Linked DNA regions of Mus musculus: all the other regions are linked to region 1. The links are chromatin loops, found by intact Hi-C in ENCODE. Cell type or tissue: heart. All regions are shown on one strand.

Evidence for each region. Peaks named below come from ENCODE experiments on the same cell type or tissue, not always from the same donor. Only the 100,000 strongest peaks of a DNase experiment are listed, where the experiment ranks them.
Region 2: it touches region 1 in a loop (2.6-fold over the local background); 7 of 42 quality-filtered maps call a loop at or near these places.
Region 3: a loop joins it to region 1, with 2.8 times the contacts of the local background. A loop is called at or near these places in 20 of 42 quality-filtered maps.

The regions. Positions count from the first base shown.
Region 1 is chr7:35,682,441-35,690,440 of GRCm38, forward strand. Dpy19l3 (dpy-19-like 3 (C. elegans)) reads right to left here. Exons shown (of 19, transcript NM_178704.3): 19 at 3,060-8,000. Among named protein-coding and RNA genes, the nearest start is that of Gm42379, 26 kb to the left of the region's middle. In heart, a CTCF peak has its summit at 4,485 (motif pointing right); DNase peaks (open chromatin) are centred at 4,481 and 4,961; H3K4me3 peaks cover 1,104 bases; H3K27ac peaks cover 1,548 bases.
Region 2 is chr7:37,352,891-37,360,890 of GRCm38, forward strand. It overlaps a transcript of Zfp536 not described here. Among named protein-coding and RNA genes, the nearest start is that of Gm30483, 29 kb to the left of the region's middle. In heart, CTCF peaks have their summits at 4,977 (motif pointing left), 5,813 and 7,469 (motif pointing left); a DNase peak (open chromatin) is centred at 5,021; H3K4me3 peaks cover 361 bases; H3K27ac peaks cover 352 bases; H3K27me3 peaks cover 656 bases.
Region 3 is chr7:35,756,153-35,764,152 of GRCm38, forward strand. No RefSeq gene overlaps it. Among named protein-coding and RNA genes, the nearest start is that of Dpy19l3, 5.7 kb to the left of the region's middle. In heart, CTCF peaks have their summits at 555 (motif pointing left), 1,142 (motif pointing right) and 3,639 (motif pointing right); no DNase peak of the experiment used is centred here; H3K27ac peaks cover 175 bases.

The DNA of each region.
Region 1 (8,000 bases):
CTGGTGGGATTCAAGGTGTGTGCCACCACAACCAACAGTCTTTGAATCTTGTGGTCTCTTAGTCTCACACTTATCGACACAGCAGCTTTAGAAAATCTTGATGCAGCATCCAAGGATGTACGCTCTGAAGAGCGAGGTCAGCATCACTAACTGGCTCAAGAAACCTGCCTTTCCTCCATGCTTTTGTTAACACTGGGGAAACATCCACCCACCTCAGTGTGGCATCTGTGGCCTTACCACCCTGTCTCTTTCCTGCCTCCTTATTCACAAGTCACTGGTACCAAACTCTTTCTTGTTCTGGGGGTTGATGATATCCGGCCCATCATCCCGGAAACTTCTTCCCTCATCTTGTCACTTGGTGGGTTTCAATTGTCACCTCAAATGTTTCCTGAAGCACCATCTCAGATGCAGAATCAGCTGGTCCCACAGCACTTCTGCTCTTTTAAGCATCTGGCTTTCCTACCGCTATTCTTACACAGTGTCCGACTCACTGCTATGATGCTAAGCTCAGCGAGAATACGGAATGTATTTGCACTGTTCACTGATGAGAACCCTAAACCTACTGGGCACAAACCTATCAGTTGAGCTGATACACACCTGGGGTCCTAGCACCTAGGAGGGTAAGGATGAAAGGTCATGAGTTCCAGACCAATGTGGGCTACGCAGAGACCCTGTGTCCAAAAAAACGGGGCAAAACAAAATGCTCTGGAAAAAAGAAAGAAGGAAGAGAAAGACCCATGGATGAATTTAATCAACTGGAACATCAGATTAAATGTTATCTGAAGGTCTGATAGTTTACATGTGCTCAAAATCTGTAAGGATTGGGCTAGGTTTTCTGTAACAGACTGAGTCCCCAAGCTGGTACTCTTCCTTAAAGGGCATGGTAATTGATTTTTAATATTTACAGTTCCTGGGATGGAATTGAGGGCACAAACAACCAGGGCAAGTGTTCTACCACTGCGATACACCCCAGCCCCTCACTGGGGGATTCTAGGCAGGGGCTCTACCACTGAGCCACGCCCCCAGCCCCACACTGGGGGCTTCTAGGCAGGGGCTCTACTGCTGAGCCACACCCCCAGGCCCTCACTGGGGACTGCTCACAAAGCAGACTACCATACACAGGGCTTCCCCAAAATGGGTGCACTGACCATTACCCCCAGTTCCCAAAATAATACCCTAGCCATGGAGGGAGGCCCAGTGTGAGATCAGGTGTTGGAAAAGGCGCACATCACTGAGCTCTAAATGAGCACAGCTTATGTAAATAATCTTAGTAGCAATAATAAGGGAGATAATTGTTCACAGGTGTCATTTCCTGGGAAAAAAAATCCACCTTTTCTACTGAGAGAAAATGCTAATAGTTTCATTCAATTTATGAGTCTTAATTAGCACACTTCTGTTCTAATTATTGTGCGGGGCCTGAAATCACTTTCCTGCACCCCTTCCCTCTCCCACACAGCCACACTCAATCAGCCACTTCTCTTCCTTTATGAATATGCACTTCTGGGCATGTGCACACATCTGCGCATGTCAATCACCCAGCACGAGTGAGGGCGGTCTGAAAGAAAGCTGTCAGTCTTGTCTCTATCAATGGCCTGTTCCCAGTTTTTTTTTCTCTTCCCCTTTCTCTTCTTGTACTTTAACACACAGACATAAATGTGTCTTGACTTTATTTTTAAGTTGTATTTATTTTTATTTTATATGTCTGTGCTTCACTTCTGTGCCTGGTGCCTTCAGAGAGGCTGTCGGATGCCTGGACCCCTGTGCGGGCGCGTGTGCTTGACTTAATGCGTGCTGTGACGGGGCTGCAAGCGTCCCAGCAGTCTCCTCCCATCTTGCTGTAGGAGTCCTGGGATTATAGACGCACACCAGTGCTCATGCCCTTTCTAGATTTGTGACTGTGTATCTGTGTGCATATATGCACTCCAACCCAGGTGTCCTCAGAGTCTAGAAGAGGAAGTTGGAGTGGTTGTGAGTTGCCTTATGGGTGCTGGAAATTAAGTTTGGGTCCTCTGTTGAGAACAGCCAGTGCTCTTAACCACTGAGCTGTCTCCCAGCCCCTGCATCTGGCCTTTTAGATGGGTTCTAGGGAATCAAAGCTGTGTCTTCATGCTCGTCTGGTAGTATTTTTACACACTGAGCCATCACATTGGCCACCATTTATATATATATATATATATACACACATATATATGTATATATATATATACACACACATATACATATACACACACACACTCCACACACTCACACACACACACTCCACACACTCACACATGCACGCACACATTCCACATACACACACACATTCCACACACACACACACTCCACACACTCACACATACATGCACACATTCCACACACTCACACACATATTACACACACACACACTCCACACACACATACACACATACTCCACACACTCACACACACACTCCACACACTCACACACACATACACACTCACACACACACACTCCACACACACACACACTCACACACACACATACACACTCACACACACTCACACACACACACACACACTCCACACACTCACACACACACTCCACACACTCACACACACACACAGTTAAGAGCTCTGGCTGTTTTTCCTGAGGAGCAGGGTTTGCTTCCCATCACCCACATGAATGCTCAATTCCAGGGGATCTGATCCCACTTCTACGGGCAACCACAGAGTATAAAAACACACATGTAGGCACAACCCCCTTACACATAAAATACATCTTTAAGAATGTTTTTATACAACTAGGTATGGTGCTACAGTCCCGTAGTCGCAGGTTTTGGAAGGCTGAAGCAGAAGAATCCCAAGTTTGAGGATAGCTTGGGCTACAAAGCCAGATATGGGGGAGGGGAGGGAGGAGAGGAGGGGAGGGGAGAGGACAGAGAGAGGGGAAGCAGACTGACGGATGGAGGGACGCAGGGAGAGGGAGGGGGAGAGAAAGAGAGCGAGCGCGAGAGAGCATGCGTAACAGAACAGGACTTATTAGCAGAGATCTCTACCTCCTCCAATTTGACCTTCAAAGCAACAGAGGACACCACAGATTATTGAAAAGAGCTTTATCTAGTATATAATCTCCACCTAATTCAGTACAACAAATTATAAATGCTCTTTGTAAGGTTTTCCCCAACAGATGCCACAAACAGGCAATGCCCCTACCTGATAACAGACCAGCTCTCTACCTCTCTGAGCCACCTGCCCAGCTTCCAGCTTAGATGTTAGAGGTGGGATGGGCACATAGATACTTGTATGAAGGAATTTAAGCTCACTCATCTTCATTTTAATCCCTCCAGTACCTAATAATTTTTCTGATCAAATTTTTATTTAAAAGTAAAGGACTTCCTTTTATTTTTCATTATTTGTCTGTATACGACGAAGGCATTGGGTGGGTCCCTTGGAGCCAGAGCTATAGGCAGTTGTGAGCTGACAGACGTGGGTGCTGAGACCCAAGCTATACAAGTGATATACACACTGAACCATCTCTGCAGACATGATCAAGTTAAATTTAAAAGCAATTTTGATGAGCAACCCACCTTGTAAAGCATTTGATTTCAATTTCTGCATAATTATCTCTTTTTCTGTCTGTCTGCTGAAGTGCTAGGAACACCAGGCAAACATTATACTCTCAAGCCACACCCTTGGCCCTTTTGTGGTTGGGGCTCTAAACTCACAATCAGCAGCAGAAGGTGCACCCAGACATCTGAGGTGGGCTACCACTGACTGGAGCTCGGTATCAGGAGTGGAAACACAAGGCAGTGGCCGGCCACCTGCGGGACTGCAGCAGGCGGCTCCCAAGAGGGCTGGAGACTCGAGGCTCCGTGGACTCAGAAGTGGAGTTAATTAAGAGCACTTCTGTTGTACTTGGAGGTTCTTCTGGGAACTCAGAAGCAGAGCCTCGAGCTTGTTCTATCCAGAGTCACAGCTGAACACTATTACCAACAGTCCCCAGGGCCCGCACTGCAGAAAGTGAGGGCTACAGGCACTGGCTCCTGCTTGCACAGTGTGGGGGCTGTGGCCAAGGGTGGATCTGTTTTCCTCCTGTGTGTTCAAAGACAAGGTCATAAGCTAGACTCCTCACCACAGCTAAAACGATCAAATGTTATTTGCTGAAAGATCTGGTTCCCGAGAGCGTCGGGAGCCATTTGTCTGCTTCTGGGAAAGTCGGCCTGCCAGGCAGAGTCAGGGCAGGTCGGCGTCTGCTGGCAGGTTTCCTGGCCTGGGAAGAGGGGCTGAACGTTCTGTTAAATTTATAGAAAGGAGCAGGGAGGCTTCCTGATGGGAACAAACCTAGCATATGACCTTGTTTCCCACCGCGCTGTAAAGCATAAAAAGACCAAGAACCGTAAACTCAAGTCTGACGTGGTAGTGATCTGCAGCCTTCCCAATTCTAACTCCTGTCTCTGAGTCTTCTTTCCGGCTTTCCCAGGATCATCCTCACTCCCTCCTCAGAGGACTGTTCCACTTCCCACCGGCAGGTGGCGCTCAAACAGGGACGCTCTGAGAGTTTGGGGATCAAGTGGTGGACACCCCAGAAAAAGCAAGTGCTCAGAAAAGGCGAATGTGCGGTGAGACTCTCTCAGGAGCAAAGACAGGATGGAGTAGATAAGGGCGCTCAGGAAAAGTAAAGGAACTCGAAAAAAGTGAAAACACAAGAAAAAAGAAACAAAAATGGGAAATGGAAACGGCCCTATGCTTTCTATACAAATGCTTAAGAAACTGCTCCACACTCGTGGGGCTAAAGAAGGGCAACGGCAACCACCTGACTTCTTAGCTTTTGTGGGGGGGGGGTTGTCCTTGGTTTCCTGAGGAAGGTACAGTAAATCTAGCTGTGGCTCCGTGTATCAGGTTATTTTGGGTTTGTACTAGAATCCACGTGTAAGACACTAAGGGACCATGCCCTCATTTGGTTCTGATTGGTAAATAAAGTTTCCGGCAGCCAATGGCTGGGCAGGATAGACAGAGGCGGGACCTTTAGGATTCCCGGGTGAGGGACTGAGGGAAAGGAAGGAGATCCGCAATGGCAGGAGAGGTGGGGGAGGGAAGCTGCCGTGCCTGAGAGGGTGCAGGGCAGAGAGCATAGCGGCCATCGGGGAGAGCGGCCCTATGAGGGTTGCCTTACAGCAGCAAAGATGGAATATAGGATTTAGTAAGAAATAACTTGGGAATATCAGAGGGAGGTGGATGAGCCATGTGGAGCTTAGGAAGTGGCCTAGTCATTGATCTGTTTTAGGCATTACCAAAACATAAAGGCTGTGCCTGTCTTTCATTTGGGAACCCAGAACATTTGGGGCAGGCATTGAGGAGGCACCGCCGCTGGGATCAAAAATGGGTTACAGGGAAGCAGCACCCATCCAGGATGCTCTGGCAAAGCCAAGGTGCCTGCTCTTGCAGTCTGGCCTCTGAATACTGAAGCAGTGTCTGAGCCACCATGCCCGGAGGAGGAGACGATGATAACGACTGAGCAGCTGGAAGAGGAAGCGGCTAAATATCATAGGGAGGAGAATTCTTTGCCACTTATTGCCTCTGAAGAACTCAAGATTCCTTTCAAGGACAAGTTAGTTACAGAGAAAATCCAACAGCTGCAAAATGCTTTTACTTTGCTGTCTGTGCAAGTGCAGAAATTACAGGCTTGCCAAGCTCAAGGGGAAATCTTGGGACCATCAGAGTGGATTCCTAAGCTGAGAGCCAGTAAAACCCCATGTGTCGAAGCTGGACTGGACCCTCCTTCTGAGGTGGAGTTGCAGCACTGGTGAGAAAGCCATCTGACCCTGAAAGAGGCTACCAGAAGAAGAGCTGATGTCCAGAGATTTCAGTCTATATTATCAGTTATAGAACAAGGTAATGGAGTCAGAGTTTATCAGCCTCTTCCGTTTAAACAGTTAAAGGAATTAAAAACTGCTTGTGCACAGTATGGGCACAGTCCCATTTACGCAGGCTACGCGTAAATGGTCCACCGAGGCCCTCCCTCCTGGGGATTGGTAACAACTGGCAAGGGTGTGCTTGTTTGCCGGAGTAGATTTTTTATTATGGAAATCAGAATTTGCTGAGCAGTGTCAAAACACTGCTGAGATCAATCAAGCACAGCCGATAGGTTTCAGATGCTAGCAGGAGAGGGGCGGGGTCAGGAGACTGCTCAGCAGTTACAGTTTGATGCAGCTGTTTATGCACAGGTTAATGTTGCAGCAGAGAAAGTCTGGGATACGCTACCTTCTACAGGGAGGCAGACTGAGGATTTATGTAAAGTTAGGCAGGGTCTAGAGGAGTAGTTTCAAGACTTTGTGGCCAGGTTGCTGCAGACAGTAAGCAGAGCTATGGGGAATACTGAAGCAGTATTTTATAAGATGGATAGAGTCTAATTATTTTAATCAACTATTTAAATAATTTTTTAAATATATAATTTATTTTTAAAGAAAAAAATTTGCTCTAACAATGTCCTGTACATATCACAGTGTCTCGGGGAGAGCGCCTGTGGGGAAGACTGGTTTTTGGCACTTCTCATCGTGGTTTGGCAGCAATGGTGCGGTGGAGACGGAGCACTAACTAGCATGGATGTTACCACAGTAAGGATGTGCATCCAAGTTTAAGTCCACGGCTCTTGGATCACAAGACACCAAACACCAAGTGATTAGATGAATGCACGCAGGAATGTTTAACATAAATGCAAACTCACCCACAAAGTAACCATCACCGGGCCCCAGTGCTCTGTGCCATCCCTGTGCTTGCTTTCCCTTAAGGGTAAGGCACTGGCCCAGAACGCTCCACCAGTGCGGGCAGCCGCAGCAGGCACTACAGCCTCATTAAGCCTTTAGCACTGGTGAACATGTTTCCTTGTGTTGTTAGCCCAAACTGCAGTGGTCTCCCACCCTATTTAGGGGTCCAGAGGAGGCAGGATTCCAAAGTTCTAAGGGCTTAATTTAATAACCTAGCTGTCGATGTCTTATTTGAGTGAGTTTTACATAAAACCCCCACACCCGATGAGACACTGGAACACAGTTTTGGATGCTACTTAAGCAGCAACCACACTGCGGCGCGGCCCGGCGGGGCTCTCCGGCCGGTGTGCTCGTGGGGATTTATTACACTAACGCGCGGGGAGAAAACATTTAAATCACTTCCAAATGGCAAGAGCGGGAGGGAAAAGTTAATTTCATTAGCTCTCTTGATTTAATTAAGTGGACAATGTGCCTGTATCAGCAGCTTTTACATGCCCCCACCATTAGAAATGAATTATAAAAGCAATTATCAAAAACTCCGAGCAGGTACACCACCTCTCTCTGCTGCGTGGTGGCACTTGGTCACCTTGTAGGGAGGGACACGATGTCTCCAGGGCTGAGAAGGAAGACTGGAGGCCAGAAGTCAAAGAGCATGAAATGCCACATAGAACTCTAGGAGTCATGGAACAGCATCTAAAACAGCCTCAGACTTTGCAAGTTTCTAGGCTCTGAAAAAATATAAAGGTTAAAAACACAAAAAGTTTACCAAGTTTTGCAAACCCAGTTAATTGAAATGAGTAAGAAGTGAAGCAAAACTATTTTACTTGCAGGAGAGATTAAAAAGCATGAAGGGATTCCCCTCAAAGACTTCTATTATAAGCCCTGACACACTTTGCTTTCTTGAGACAGGGTCTCTTTACATAGCCCTGGCTGGCCCAGAACTCACTATATAGACCAGGCTGGCCTCGACCTCGCAGAGATTCACCTGCCCCTGCCTTCAAGTGCTGGGATTAAAAGAGTGTGTCACCATGCCGGCCCAGTAGCACCCTGACTGCTGTGCCCAGAATCAAAACAAACACACACTCTAAATGTGTGTGACATCTTAGAGCATGAATGGAATATTTAAGGTTCAAAGACCTAAAATAATTTGTTTCTTCACACATGTGAAAGCATGGTAAACTGGAAATGTTATAAAATTTTAACAAGACAGGACAATAAACTGTTAAAAAGCCACCAAGCGGTCTCGGTGAAGAAATGTCAGTGACTGAACTGTGC
Region 2 (8,000 bases), 1.7 Mb after region 1:
GAGGATTCAAGGGGAATCTGGGTAAAGATGATGTTTTGGGTAACTGGTCTACCATGGTTGGCTTTGCTGAATTACACTGTAAAGCTTTCTCCTCATCCAAGCAATCTGTCCTTTTAAAGAAGTCAGTGACTGGACCTGAGTTCCATAACAGGTGTTTTCTAAATGATCTTTTTTTTTTTTTTTTTTTTTTTTTTTTTTTTTTTTTAATGTAGTAGTGACAGAAGCCAGGTCCTCTGCATGCTAGCAAGCACTGTAGGGCTAAACACTGCTCTCAGCCCCTCACTGGGGGAATTCTAGGCAGGGGCTCTACCACTGAGCCACACCCCCAGCCTCTCACTGGGGGATTCTAGGCAGGGGCTCTACCACTGAGCCACACCCCCAGCCTCTCACTGGGGGATTCTAGGCAGGCTCTACTACTGAGCCACACCCCCAGTCCCTCACTGGGGGATTCTAGGCAGGGGCTCTACCACTGAGCCACACCCCCAGCCCCTCACTGGGAGATTCTAGGCAGGGGCTCTACCACTGAGCCACACCCCCAGCCTCTCACTGGGGGATTCTAGGCAGGGGCTCTACCACTGAGCCACACCCCCAGCCTCTCACTGGGGGATTCTAGGCAGGCTCTACCACTGAGCCACACCCCCAGTCCCTCACTGGGGGATTCTAGGCAGGGGCTCTACCACTGAGCCACACCCCCAGCCCCTCACTGGGAGATTCTAGGCAGGGGCTCTACCACTGAGCCACACCCCCAGCCTCTCACTGGGGGATTCTAGGCAGGGGCTCTACCACTGAGCCACACCCCCAGTCCCTCACTGGAGGATTCTAGGCAGGGGCTCTACCACTGAGCCACGCCCCCAGCATCTCACTGGGGGATTCTAAGCAAGTGTTATGCCTCTAAGTCATACTCCACTCCAGTTCTTTAAAGGACTTATGTACTGCTTCTACCTGAGTGAATTTATATGCATCCCATCAGTGCAGGAACATGCTCAGGGATCTCTTGGATCCCCTGGAACTGGAGTTACAGATGGCGGTGAGCGGTAGAGAACCTGGGTTCTGTGCATGAGTAGTGAGTGCGAGTGCTCCCATCTGCTGCACTGAGCCATCTCTCCAGCCCCAGTGCTAATCTTATGTTAAGACAGGATCCCCACTCACCTGGAATCCTCTTACCCTCATACCCCTGAACTCACAATCTTCCTGCCTCCTGCGTAGCTAGGATTCCAGACCTGTGTCACCAGACACACACAGTTCAGCATCCCTCACCCCCCGAAGTCTGACCTCAAGGTCTGCCATCTTTCCAGTCCTCAGATTACATCGCCTGGATCAAGAATTCAAGACAGACCAAACGGCTCGGAAATGCCAGGAAACAGGGAAGTCAGCCTCAGGCACATGCTACCTTTGTCCCAGAAAAATGAGGCAAAAGGCAACAGAGAGAAACTTGAACTAGAAAGAGCACCCTCCAGAGTGCCAGCTCTGCCTGCCTTCATGCCCGTCGTCTCCTGAGGCTTTCCCACACAGCTTCAGAATCCCACTTGGGGCCTGTGGGATGGGTGGGTGCATCTTAGTACTTGGGTTGGCCAGCCCAAGAGCAAATCTGTTTGACAGCATACACGGCAGAGCCACGTCACTGCTGCCACACCTGACCCACATCCTGTGGAAGTGTCTAATGGCACCAAAGTCAAAATGGCTTAAGCACATCCTTAGAGGTGGACGAAAGTACTCCAAGGCCAGTGTGCTCTGTCCTATTGATGGTATAAGACTTAAAGCTACAAAAGATAAGGCTGGATAGGGAAGTGGCCCTGTGAGGCTTTCTGTGTGCCTCTGGGGGAACCCTGCACACAAACAGCTCATACCACCTTGTGGCACCTTGGTGTCTCAGAAGAGGGCTTTCCTGAGATCTGAGCAACATAGCAGAGAAGATGCACCACAGAGCCTATCCATAATCTGCCCAAAATGTTGAGTGTCTTAGGGATAGCTGGGGGAGCATCTCTGAGTGGGAGCCTTGTCTTGTCTTCCTGGGTCTCCTTCCTAAATAAATACCAAAGGCCTCTCTCCTGAGGACCGCTGAAGCTCAGCTGACTCCACCCTTGGCCACAAAGGCAGGCACGGAGTCAGTGAGGGGATGCGTTAGTGGAGCCTGATTTCTTATATAGCTGCTTGCCTAGGGATTGTACCACCCACAGTGTGCTGTGCCCTCCCACTTCAACCATCAATCCAAAAAAAAAAAAAGAAAAAAAAGTCCCACCAGCCAGTATGATGGAAAAATTCTTCAGCCGAAGTTCCTGCTTACCGGGTGACAAAGATAGTATCAAGTTGAATAAACTAACCAGCATACGTGGAGGGTGGAGGCCAGGCAGAATTGCACACAGACAGTATCTCCCACCTGCTCCTATAGCATCCGACCGGGGCTTGTGGGACAGCCACACCCAGATGCAGTACTAGCCTCACCCACCTACCTGTAAGTCTATAAGACACAAAGGGCATCCAGCTTTACCTTGTGCCCCTGCCCCCATCCAGTCTCCTGTCCCAGCCTCCCACCTCCAGGCTCTTCCCGATAAATAATCTAAAGCTCCTAATCTCCGAAACACAGTCTCCGCCCTCTTGGAGATGCTGCGTGACCCCTCGCATCATTTCTACCCCCAAAGTTAATTTGTGTGATGAATGGAACTTGCCTGGACCCATCAATCTGACTCTCTACAGGATTCAACGAGGCGCTATTGACAGCTGATGGAATCCAAGTGCAGGGATGGAGAGGGTCCGCGCATCTGTCCATCTGAATGTGGAATGTGTATTGATTAAAATATGATGCTCTACAGGATCCTACATAAATCTAAACTCTATTAGATTAACAGGGGTGTTCAATTAACATAAAATGACAGCGTAGGAGAAAGGGCTGCGTGTCGGTCATCGCTAATATTTTAGCCGTAAACACAGACAACCTGCAACTGGGATTCCGGTTTGCATGTGTGTGGGTCGTGGCCAGGCGGGCTGAGCACTCTAGAGCTGCCCTTAGCTTCTGGCTCTGGCTGGTTCCTTGGTTGTGTCCCCGTGATGTTAGGGGTGTATTCTAACCATTGTTAAAACTGGGCAAGAGTCCTTACAGTGAAGGGGTCACATGCATCCTCTATCAGTCACAGGCCAGGAGCCCCAGGTTCTGAGAGGAAAGCCTGAGTCAGCCGGAAGTGGCAAAGAGGACACTCAGCGTAAATTCTGGACCCCTGAGCGCAACATCTGAAGTGGAGGCCCTCCCATTCTGCACTGCCTCTATGAATCGTTCTCACACGTGCGCAACGCTTCTAGGGGTCTCTGGTTAAGGGTGTCGTCTAGGCAGGGGTATCCTGGATAATAGGGTCTAGGGAGGCTCCTAAAACTCCGGGCTACTGAGAAGGGGCGGGGCTGCAGAAGCCCTCCTTCCATCTTGGTCTCCTTGCTTCACATGGATCCTCCAGTCAGGGCTCCAAAATGCGCCTGCCCCTCCCTTCTCTGAGGTCACAGAGCTAACCCGGGGCAGGGATTTAACTACTGAGTTCATTTTATAGAGCAGAGGGCTTCTCCCCGGCCTTCAGCTTCTGCTCGCCCACATTCTCCTGGTGCTAAGATGGCGGCCTCAGTACCAGTGACGAGCTGTCTGGGGTCTTTCTTTCTTGTAGATACGACTCTGCTTCCTGAATGGAAATTAAAATGCCCTGTTCTGAAGAAAGAGTGCCAGGAATCCAATGGGCCAGATTGATACTTAAAACTCGCGAGCATCTATGCATGTGTTCACCAGTTACTATGACAACCCCATGAGTCTTCATATACATATTAACTGCTGGGTACCAACTTGGGACACAACTACCCCCACGGGCTGTGGCTTGCACCTTTTAAGTCACGATCTCAGGCATGTCCCCTGCAGACCCCAATAGTGGTGCTTATAGAAGAAAGGGGATTTGTGAGTTCTGACCTACGGGACTTTCTGTGTGGGAAGTGAACTTAGTTTGAATAAAACATTCTTGTAAGGTATTATAGTTAGAATATGATCTCTTGCCCACAGGCTCATGATTTGAATGCTCAAATGGTGGTGCTGTTTGGGGAGGTTCTGGGAACCTAGGAAAAGTGGGACCTGGGTTGAGGAAATACGCCCTTGAGGATATACAGACCCTGGTGGCTTCCCACCCGCCCTGGTTATGAAGTGAGCTATTTCCAACAACCTTTGCCAGCCATGTGGACTGGCTCTGGGAACCAGGAGCCGAAATAAACTCTCCCACAATAATGTCGTTTCCAGGAGACATTCTGTCATGACTATGAAGAAAATAGCCATTTACTGACCAGAAGCAACTAGAAGAAAGTGTATTTGTGCTCCAGGGTCCAGAGGGATGTGGGTCCATCCTGACAGGGGCAGCCACTGGTAGCTGAAGCTGCGAGCTCACATCTTCAATGGGAATGACTTTTAACAACTCAGAGCCTACTCCCGGTGACACACTTTCCCCAGCAGGATCACACCTCCTAAACCTCACCAAGCAGCAACTGGAGAGCAAGTGTTCAAATGCCCGAGACTCTGCGGGAGGCTCTCAGTCAAGCGACCATATTGAGGAATGCAAGAGATAGAATCTTGTGGCTGAAGGTTTGTGTGGCCCCACTGAGGGAGAGAAATTGCGGAAGCATCCTTTAAATCTCCCCCCACCCCGCCTCCCGCAATGAACTCCCTGGTAGACTATGGTCTGGCGCTTCTCAGTACTGGGACCCTTCCAGATTTACCCGATCTTTGCATAGAGCAGACACTCAACAAATGCACCTAGACGCAATTTAGTGCATGAGTCAAGTGACTTAATTCTTTGTCAGAGTAACCACGCCTTGATGGTGTGGTCGTTTTCACGAGACCCCTGTGATGGCTAGGCTGGACAGGCATGGTTTGCATAGGTCTTCTTCAAACAGCCCTTTCCCAGAGCGACCTCCTTCAGCGCTCTTCCTGCTCTTTCTGTGGACATCGAGTGCCCTCTTGTGGCCATATTCGGAATCGCAGTTCTATGCTGCTTGCCCTGAGAAAGGGAGGGATTCACCATGGCTGAAGACTTGTCTGGGTCTAAGGCCTACCTTTTCTGCAGCCTGCCCGATCTGCTTTTACCAGGGTTGGATTTCAAGGCTGGGTCCCCAGGGAAGTTGGCTACAGACCAGCAGCTGCCTGAAGGGAGCATCCGGGACGGGGCGCGGGGGGGGGGGGGGGGGCGGGAACAGAGGGAACGAAACAGTCTCCATGGGGCCCTTGGTACACATCTGTACAATACAGCCCGCCAGACGTCTGCTGGTGGCCCGGGCAAGAGAGGAATACATATGAGCAGTCCTGACTAGGTAAGGAAGGGAGAGATGCCCAAGCAGGCAAGCGCATCTCCTCACTGAGAGACAGGTTAAGCCCTGTCCCCAGGAAGAACTCGCTAGGCCTTGAGAAGGTTCTGGGTGGGAATTAGCAGACAGAAACCACCTTGGGATTTCTGCTATGGGTGGGAGGGCTCACATAAAGTCCACCCTGCCTGGGCTGGCCCAGAAGCCAGACCCTAGCGTGTCTAGTAATGGCATAAAGATTCCTGGAACCCTTGCTCAGAGTGGGCAGAGGTGTGCAAGCTGGGGAGGTGACATAAGAATCCTCTGCCCAGCTCCTTGCAGGAAAAGGCAAAGAGGGTCCCTGGCCACCAAGCTGCTTCTTCAGGGTGGCCAGGACGTTGGTATGGTCTGCAAAAACGGGACCTTCTTTCTAGGTTTTCTGAGCAACATAGCTAGTTATATGTGGAGCCAGACCCCACTGTGTATCTGCAACCCTGAAGCACCTCCTGCTCTTTGTCTCCCCCTATGCTATATCGGGGATCACTGCAGCTCTTTGAGAACAACTATAAGCCACATCTGAACCCCACTTGAAAGCGCTAGTAGCCCTGAGCCCAGGGTGGACCCCACAACCCCCACACATGGAAAAGTAGCTTTAGCTTGGCTGGGGCCAGTGATGAGTCACTTTTGTTGAAGGAGACTCTAGACTCAGACTGAATGAGGAACACAGAAGATAAAATACCACCCCCACACACCCTGAGAAGGGGCAAGGCCAGGAACCACCCAACCTAAGCTCTTAGAAGATCCTGTTCTAATGTCAGTGTGTTTTCTAGAGAGAAAAGTGACCAGCTTCATTACTGTGAACTAAGAAGATTAATTTTTTTAAAAAAAATAATGTCTCCAAAGGAAACCAGTAGCTTGGGATGGGGGGGGGGGCAGTTAACATCTCTAGAAAGCACCACAACCCTTTCATAGGTAAGCTCTGCAATATGGCTAGAAATGATGGGGCCAATTTCAAATCTGCCAATGCAGTTAACCAGCTGTGCAACTTTTGATAAGTGTCTTAACCTCTCTGAGCATGTGAAATGAGGCTAGTGATAAGTCATACCTTACAAGGCTTAGGTTTAAATTGCAATTGCAGCTCTGAGCACATTGAGCCTTGCTGAGCCACACTTGCTCAGCAGTTACTGTTATAGCAAATAGGTTAGCAAATTGCTTTTGTGTTGGTGTGTGTGTGTGTGGGGGAGAGCCCATATCCAACATGGTTTTAGACAGCCTTTGTCAGTTGCTTCAATCAACCCTGCTACGGGGCTTGGGCAGGGCTCTGTTGTCATATCCTCCTCCACTATGCCTGTTCCTGGTGAGGACAGCGTTCCCTGGGGGACACAACTAGAAACGCAAGAGTCAGGCCTTCCAATGTGCTATTGGGCAAGTGGTAGCTGCCAGTGGGTGTCCCTGTGAACTGCAGCATGGAGAAGCAACCAGTGCCGGGGAGCCTGGAATCCACCAGTAAATAGCTGTTGCTATGGCATTGGAAGATACTGACGAGGTTAGCATCTGGGAGAACAGGAGACACCATTGTGGCTCCGAGCCCGAGAGCTGTGTGGCACAGGGTGTGAACATTCAGCTCATCTCACGGAGGCTCAGCAGGCTCAAGTCCTGGGGCTCACATCTTCTGGCTTCTCAGGGAGATGAGCTGGTGTGTTCTGAAATATGTCCCAGGTTTTTAACTGGGAGCAAATCTCTCCCCTAAAAAAATTAAAAGATGTGTCCCTGCCTTGATTCCGAGACAGAGGTTGCTAGACCAGTGATGTCTCCAGCTTCCCTCTCACCTTACTTGTGGGACTATATGGACCCAAGGCTGTTGCTGGAACATTCTAGGTTCAGAAGGCCTAGAGCAGTGGTTCTCAACCTTCCTAATGCTGTGACCCTTTAACACAGTTCCTCATGTTGTGGTGACCCCTAGCCATAAAATTGTTCCGTTGCTTCTTGGTAACTGCAATTTTGCTGCTGTTATGAATTTTAATGTAAATATCTGTGTTTTCAGATAGTCTCTGGGAGATGGAGACCCACGGGTTGAGAACTGCTGCCCTGGAGTTTCCAGTGAGCAGGGGAAAAAAAAAAAAAAACCCAAAAAACATGGATTTCACTGCTGTGCAGATGCTGCCATCTACTGGTGGCACCATGTAAGTGCAGCTGGCTTTGACAGCATTCCCCAGGATAAAAAGCCATTGGGGGGTGAAGGTGGGAGGTGGGATGGGAGGGAATGGACATATGCAGCCCAGCGAGTCTGGGATATGAGCATAAACTCAGTCATAGAAGCCTGAGACACCAGAGAAGAAGCTAAGGTAGACGCTGAGGGCAGGGGAAGGGGTTCACACCTACAGCTAGGAGGGTCACCTGGGAGAAGAGTGAGCCGAGTGAGCAAATGCATATACGCACATCTAAAGCGTGTGTTCAGACAGGCACCATGTGTTCCTGGCCAACGATGTCTCCCGCCCCTCAGCTTCTTCACCTCAGACTAGTAGGTCGCAAAGTCCTTGTTGCTAATGGGGATCACGGGGTGCTTGTAGGGAGAACTTTGTGAGCAGGGGTGGCATAAAATCTTACTTGGTCCTTGGGCCCTGGTGTGAGGGACCGTTGCTCCAGATCGCTTTGAAACACTGGGCTCAGTGTCATCCCTTTCTGGGGACAAGCCACCTAGGCTGAAT
Region 3 (8,000 bases), 74 kb after region 1:
CAGGTGTCCCTCGGGAATCACTCTGATGAATGAAGAAAGCAAGAGGAGGGGCTGGAGAGATGGCTCAGAGATTGAGTACTTGGTGCACCACAGTTAGGCTCCGACACCCATGTGAGTCAGTAGCTTCAGTTCCAGATGCTCCAACACCCTCTTCTGGCTCCCTGGGACCCCTCCGCCCCCCCCCCCCCACACACACACACAGACACAGACACACAAATAAAACTGGATCTTAAAGATGTAATTAGAATCATACTTAAAGTCACAGGACCCAGGTTCAGTTCCTAGCACCTACATGGTGGCTCACAACCATCTGTAACTCCCATTTCAGGAGATCTAATGCCATCTTCTGATCCCCAAGGGCGTCAAGCATGCACGGGGTATACAGACTTGCAGGCAAAACATTCATAAAAAAATATAAATAAGGGGGTGGTTGGAGAGATGTCTCAGCCGCGAAGAGCACTGGCTTCCCCTTCAGAGAACCTCCATTGGATTGCCAGTACCCACATTCTCAGTGAATCCTGTCCTCTGGGATCTGATGCCCTCTTCTGGCCTCAGTGGGCAATGCATCCATACAGTGCAGACGCAAAACATAGACATAAAAGACATTGTTAAACGTTTTTAAATAGAAGTAAGTCTTTTAAAAAGTATTAACTTGGGTGATAGCCATGGAGATGAAGAAAACGCAGCAGATCTGGGATATTTAGGTGCTCCGTGCAGCTGGAGTAGTGTGGGTGTCTGTACGGATTATGTAAGAAGAGGGAGGAAGCTCTGCGGGCTCCTAGGTTTCTGACTTGAGCAGTCAGGACCGTGGGACGCATCAAAAGAGAAAAATAAAAGCAGGCTTGAAGTGTTTAACAACTTATAGGGGAGTTGGGTTTTTTGTTTGTTTGTTTTGTTTTGTTAACATAGGCAGAGCTGGTTCTGCTCAGGAAAGCTGACCTAGAACTGCCTGATCAGCCACCGCAGGGCTGGCAGCTGGCTCTAGGCTAGTTGCTGCTCACAGGGCTCTCCCCACAGGCTGTTGGAGTAGCCTCAAGACATAACCTCTGAAACCTGGGGGTTTCCTAGGCGTCTGTGGTAGAGGGAGGGCAATGTAAAGGTGGGCTGATCACTTCATGGTGGAGACAGCAGGGGGCAGCCTTTCTCCCTTCTCACTTTCACAGGATTTGGGCTGGGGCTGGAAGCCCCAGTTCTGTATGACTGAATTGTGAGGCTAGGACACAGGGCAGTCCAGTGTCAGCCTTGGCTTCTGTTGGATTGCTCACTTAGGGGAGGATTTCAGGGTTATGTCTTGAGGCTACCCCAGCGGCCTGTGGAGCAGCCTCCAGTCAGCCACTTGCCAGTGAGCTACCCTGTTAGTAGATCGGGGAGCTCCTGGACAGCTTCGGCTGATAGCAGGATCCATCCTGGGCAGAACCACCTCTGCTTATCACTCTTATACATCGAAACTCTGAGACAGTAGATGGTTATTGTTGTGAGGGGACAGGTTTGGGAAGGGGGCTTTTATTATATATACAGTGATAGGTAATCAATGCAATACTGATCATCAATATGGACATGGCATGATGTATATTTCCTTTTATATATTCCCATTTAACTGGATATTAGGGTATATATTTATAGATATATAAGTAATTTTTATATAATATATAAAATTTAATGTATGATATATAATATAATATAATTATAGTATGTGATAATATATTATATATAGTTTATATATTATAATATACTACATTGTATTTATAATATATACTATGTATGTCATAATACAGACTATAAATAATATATAATATTGAAATATTTATATGAATGTTTTATCCACGTGTATGTCTGTGCACCTACTGATGCCCAGGAGACCAGGACAGGGTAAAGGACCCTCTGAAACTGGAGTTACAGATGGTTGTGAGTCACCATGTGGGTGCTAGGAATCAAACCCATGTCCTCTGCAGGAGCAGCAAGTGCCCTTAACCACTGAGCTCTTCTCCAGCCCCTGTCTTTTTGTTGCTTATTTTTGAGGCAGGTTCTCACTCTGTAGCCTGGGCTGGACTGAAATTGCCTATGTAGACCAGGTTAGCCTCCAAGAGCTAAGCTGCCTGCTTTTGACTTCTCATGCTTAGACTGATGGCATGTACAATAGTATGCCCAGTTTCTGGTTCTATGCAGTTTTAAGCAAATCTGTAGGAACATTCTTAGACATATACAATTCTTTAGGAAATGTGTCTAGAAATAGAGCTGAAAGAACTCATGTTCTCGTTTGTGATAAAAGTTGGCAAACGACATCGCAAAAGGATGAACAATTCCATTACTTTAATTTTTATTACCAGTTTGTATTACAGCTAGGATTTCTCTGTACCTTTGCCAACAGTGAACATATTTAATTAATCTTTGCCAATCTTAGAGGGAAGATAATATATCATTACCTTAGGTTTTTTTTTTTCAGGGGTGGGGGGATGGCCTGCTGGGGCTAGGACACAAGACTTTGCACATGCTGAGCAAATGCTTTACCATTCGTTATAGCCTCACTCCTTGGCTCTTTGTTTTTGCAGCAGGGCCGTGAACATGGTGTATAGCCCAGGCTAGCCTTAAACTCATCTTGTAGCCCAGGCTGACTGTGAAATCAAGATGATTCTCCCTCGTCCTTCTAAGCACTGGATTAGTGCACTGCACCACCATGCCTGCTGTATGTGTTCGTTAGGTAAAGGCAATGATAGCGGGGGTTTTTATTTGTCTCTACTCTGGTTGTTCTTTTTATACGCTTTGTCCTGCACAGGTATTTAATGTCTTGTGAAGCGACCCTCTGTTCGCTGTGAGTGTATACTTACTATTTGTCATGGCCACCACAGGCAGCTGCTTCTCATTACTGTGTGATCGGTTGGCTGTCTTCTGCTCTGTGCGATCTCCCAGGTTTATAGGATCAAGTCTGTCGTCCCCAGAGCTCACAGTGTTTCTGAGCTCTTTCATTGTGAGATCAGATTTCTTGAGTACTTTATTCTAGTATCTTGAACTGCAGATATTTTATATAGGTTTTTCAAGACAGGGTTTCTCCATGTAGCCCAGGCAAGCCTAGAACTTGCTCTTTAGACCAGGCTGGCCTCAAACTCAAAGATCTGCCTGCCTCTGCTTCCCAGTGCTGACCTTAAAGGCGTGTGCCACCACCACCTAGCTTCAGAATCTTCTTAATATGGAATAAGAAAGACTTAGATAATATTTTTCTAATTGTTCAATTATTTCATGGCCCTTACTTGAATGTTTAAAATTACTTATACTACATAATAAATTCTCATGGACTTACAGCCAGCTTGTGAACCATTATATTTAAATTACTTTTTACAAATTATTACTTTTAAAAATATATAATTTATTTTTATTTTATGTGCATTGATGTTGCCTGCATGTATGTCAGTGTGAGGGTGTCATATCCCCTGGAACTGGAGTTACAGACAAATGTGAGCTGATATGTAGGTCCTGGGAATTGAACCTGGGTCCTCTGGAAGAGCAGCCAGTGCTCTTAATGACCTAGCCATCTCTCCAGATCCTTTGAATTATTTTTATATTTTGAATTATGTTCTCTTTTTAAAAAGAGTTTATTTTGTGTTTGTATTCCAGCCAGAGTGCATGCAGTGCCCAGGGATGCCAGAAGAGGGCGATAGATTTCCCCCTGGAACTGAAGTTAAAGGCAAATTGTGAGCTGCAGTGTGGTTGCTCAAACCAAACTGGGTCCTCTTCAGGAAGATCAGGTGCTCTTAACCACGAAGCCCCTGTTTAAATTATTTTTTCAAAGAACCAAGGTGCATGCCTATAATCCCATATCCTTGGAGGCTAAGGCAGAAGGCTAGGTAGAGGGCTGAAGCCTCGAGAGCTCTGTGATCAGGAGCAAATGCTGCTCTGGTCCCCAGCACCCACAGCGGCTGCTCACAGCTACCTAGAGCTCCAGTGTGAGGGCGGGCACTGGGGACCTTTGGGCACCTGCATTCACATGCCCCTCCTTCACACATATCATTTGAAGAGTATTTTTAGGTGAAAACAAAGATAAAACAAACAAACAACAAGGGCTGGAGACACCATGAAGTGGCAGAGTGCCTGCTTACGCACATAAGGCCAAGGGTGTGGTTCCCTGCACCAGCAACCGATGTACCAGCAAACAGAGCCAGTGCATAAGTCAGCAGGCCTAAAACGACTGTCTCTTTGTAGAATGCTTTTCTCAGGTTTGAGACAGCAATGGACATTATCCTACTTCTAGGCATGAAAAAATAATTCAGCCACTCTGTCTATTGTCTTGAGAAATGTGAAACAATTCATGATCATTGACATTACAGTGGACACATAGATATGTGTGGGAAAAAGGAGACCTTCACAATACAGCATCTGCGACAGAAGCGGATACAGTCTGGCCCAGGGCTGTTGAGACTGTTCAGAAGTTAAGTGTTTCATATCTGAACCTATTTCTAGTTAGGGTGTGGCTCAGCCCTTAACATATGCCTTTAATCCTTCTGGCTGGAATACAGACATGCCATTAGTACACACCATTAATCTTACACAATGAAGGTCAATTTAGTTTGTAGAAGGAAGCATCCATGTTTGAAAGTGATGTCTAATTGAGGGGCAGACAAAGTGACAAACCAGAGAAAGATTTTACAGAATAGGATCTGCCCAACTCTCAGGAGAAGAGAGAGGAAAGGGAAGTTACTTAAGGGAGAGACAGACAGACAGCACAGGAAAAGGGAGTACAGTGCGGGAATACAGGAGAGTCCACGGAGAGCAGTGCAGTGGAGGTGAGAGGGGGGAGGAGGAGGAGGAGGAGGAGGAGGAGGAGGAGGAGGAGGAGGAGGCGGAGGAGGAGGAGGCAGCTTTACTGGGAATTGTACAAAGACAGATTGAAGAGAGAGCAAGCTAGATACAGGTAAAGATAGAATGAGAAGGAGCCAGAAGACAGACGAGAAAAGACTGCTAGAGTTAGAGGCTGAGCAGAGGCAATTCAGAAGCTGAGAGAGAAGCCAGATTGAGTCAGTCAGCTGGGAGAGGAGTTTGAACAGAACAGCTGAGTTGAACCCGCCAGGTAGAGTTCAGAAAAAAGTAGAGAGAGTGAGCTTATTCAGCAGCAAGTCTCAGAGATGGAAACATTCTAGGCCTAGATTAAATTGTACAGAGGCTAGAAGCTTCCAGGACCAAGTTAGCAGACAGGCAGACAGCCATGGGAATGGCCATTACTACAAGAGAATAGAAAACTACTTTTACAGCTCAGAGCATTTGGTCTTGCAGAGGACCTGGGCTCACTGTCCTTTTAGAGCTTCCCCTCCCTGTGCTGGGATTTCAGGTGTGCCACCATACTGGTTCTCAATGTCTTCATAACATAGCAGTGGTCCCCAGTTTTTGGTCAGGATTATTATTTCTCTATCCCCTCTTTCTATAAATATATAAGTATGTTCATATATAAATATGACTAAAGTCAGGACAAATGGAATTCCTAATATTTTCTGCTAGGGTTCTTTCATACATTCCTTGTGTATGGCTCTAAGTCAGGAACCACAGAGGTAGATCTGTTTTTGGCATTCTTCTCAGCCTGGTTCAGCTCACTTAAGTCGTTTGTGATTTTTGTAGTTCTGAGAACGAACTCCAGCCCTTATGCACAGCTGACAAGCACTCAACCACTCAGCCACACCCCCAGCCCCAACGGGGGGGGGTGGGGGGTGGTGGTGGTGGTGGTGGTGGTGGTGGTGGAGAGATTCTAGGCAGGGGCTCTACCACAGAGCCACGCCCCCAGCCCCTCCCTGGGGGATTCTAGGCAGGGGCTCTACCACAGAGCCACGCCCCCAACCTCTCACTGGAGGATTCTGGGCAGGGGCTCTACCACAGAGCCACGCCCCCAACCCCTCACTGGAGGATTCTAGGCAGGGGCTCTACCATAGAGCCACGCCCCAGCCTCCAGGCTAGGTGGAAGGTGGGATTCTAGGCAGCTGCTCTATCACTGAGCAATGCTCTCAGCTCTAATACATATTTATAAAGGAAGCTGTACATGTTTGTGTGCTTTGTTAATGCTCACAGATCATTGCACCGTTGCATGGGAACTAACAATGTCTCCTTTCCAGCCTTTAAGCATCTGCTGATATGCCCCCCTTTCTGTGAGGGTCTGCAAACAAAGCATTTTGAAATATTGTTAATATTTTTCTCTTCCTCTGTAAACTCTGTGCTATCCAGATTTGAAATGGTTTAAAACCAGTGAGTGACAGAGTGGATTGGCATAGGCAGGCATGCCATTAGGTGAGTGCAACCGGTCAGAGTTAAGTTCACAGAGCTTTGAAGCCTCGGTATTTTTTTTTTCCCCTTCACACCTGCTATTCTTCATACCTCGACTTCTCTGTGCTCTTTTTTTTTTTTTTTTAATCTCCATGGTTACCTTCTACATTTCTTTTCATTTTCAGGGCTGGGATCAGTGTTGTGTGTTTCTGAATGAGGGAGGAGAATAATCCAGCTCTCCAGTGACAGCAGAGGATGGTGCTTGATCGCATTCGCTTTCCAAGTGGGATGAGTCCCACTTGTGCCCGCTTCTCATGGAATAATCAGTGGCCTTGGCTGCTCCTTCCAGCTTGCCTCTCTGGACTGCTGTAATGCCACTTCCTGGGCAATGGAGAGCTCCGTCGTGGTATCTGAGACGGAGAAGCAAAGCCCCCCTGGTGACAGATACCTAGGCAATACTGTATGGCCTCAGATTATTTTTTGGGTTCTCTTATAGGAATAAGTAGAACTTTGTGCTGAAATGGATGTGCTTCTAGAACTCTCAATCCAGATATTTTGTCATCCCAATTTCGTGCTGAGCTAGGTTTTCTCTAAGGCTCCTCAAGTATTCTCCTAGCTCCATCTTGAGAACCCTGGATGGAGATGAGACAGTCTGAGGGTGGCTCTCCCCTCCTCTTCCTCCTGGACTCCTCCTTCTCCTTCATTACTCTTGCTTATTGTGTGTATGTGTACGCGTGGAAGTCAGAGGATAACCTGTGGGGTCAGTTCTCACCTTCCACCACGTGGGGTCCTGGCTTGGTAGCAAGTGAACTAACCACTGAGCCATCTCCAGGCCAGAGGCAGAGCCTCTAAGTTGAATCCAGAGCTCGCAGGTCCAGCTAGCTTGCCCCGTGGGTGCAGTCTCAGGCTTCTGAGCCCTGTGATCGCAGGCAGGCCACTGTGCCCACCTGGTATTTGTGTGGATTATGAAGATCCTAACAACGGACTTTATGCTTGCTGCTTGCAGGGCAAGGCCTTAGCTAAGAGTTGCCTCTCATGCTCACCTGACTGATGACGTGTGCTCTGGCCACTTGTGCATCTTTATGGAGAAATGTCTGTTGGAGCCCTTTGCCCATTTTTGGAAGACAGGATAATGAAAAAGCCCTTTGGTGCTGGTATGCCACCATGTGCCAGCAGCCATATCTCACTACCACAGCTTTCCCACACATCTCGTAAAGCTACAAGAGAGGCTGGGGGGAATCAAGTCTAGCTGGGTACTTACACGCTCAGCTAAAAATCAGACCCACTTTGGAGGCTGGAGAGATGGCTCAGTGCTCCTTCTTTTAGAAGATGCAGACCGGGTTCCCAGCTCCCACATCCTGACTTACAGCCATCTGTAACTCCAGTTCCCAGGGTTCTGATGCCCTCTTCTGGCCTCCATAGATAGTGCATACACACAGCGTACAGACATACATACAGGAAGATCCTCAAGCGCATATACACACATGCACACGTATGCACATGTGTGCTTGCACACACACGCACACGCACAATCCTACCCTGAGGGATCAATAGCCACCATGTTTTCGTTACACACTAGTAAAAGATGTCAGGTACTGTGTTTGCTTTTACTCTTGTCTAGGTGTTACCATGGTATTTTAGGATTTAGGGAAGGAAGGATTTATTCAGCCCATGAATGCTTGGGTTGGCCAGAGCATCATGCCAGCAGCAGTGAGCACAGGCTGGTTTCTTTCCTTTTTTTTTTTTTTTTTTTAAGACAGGGT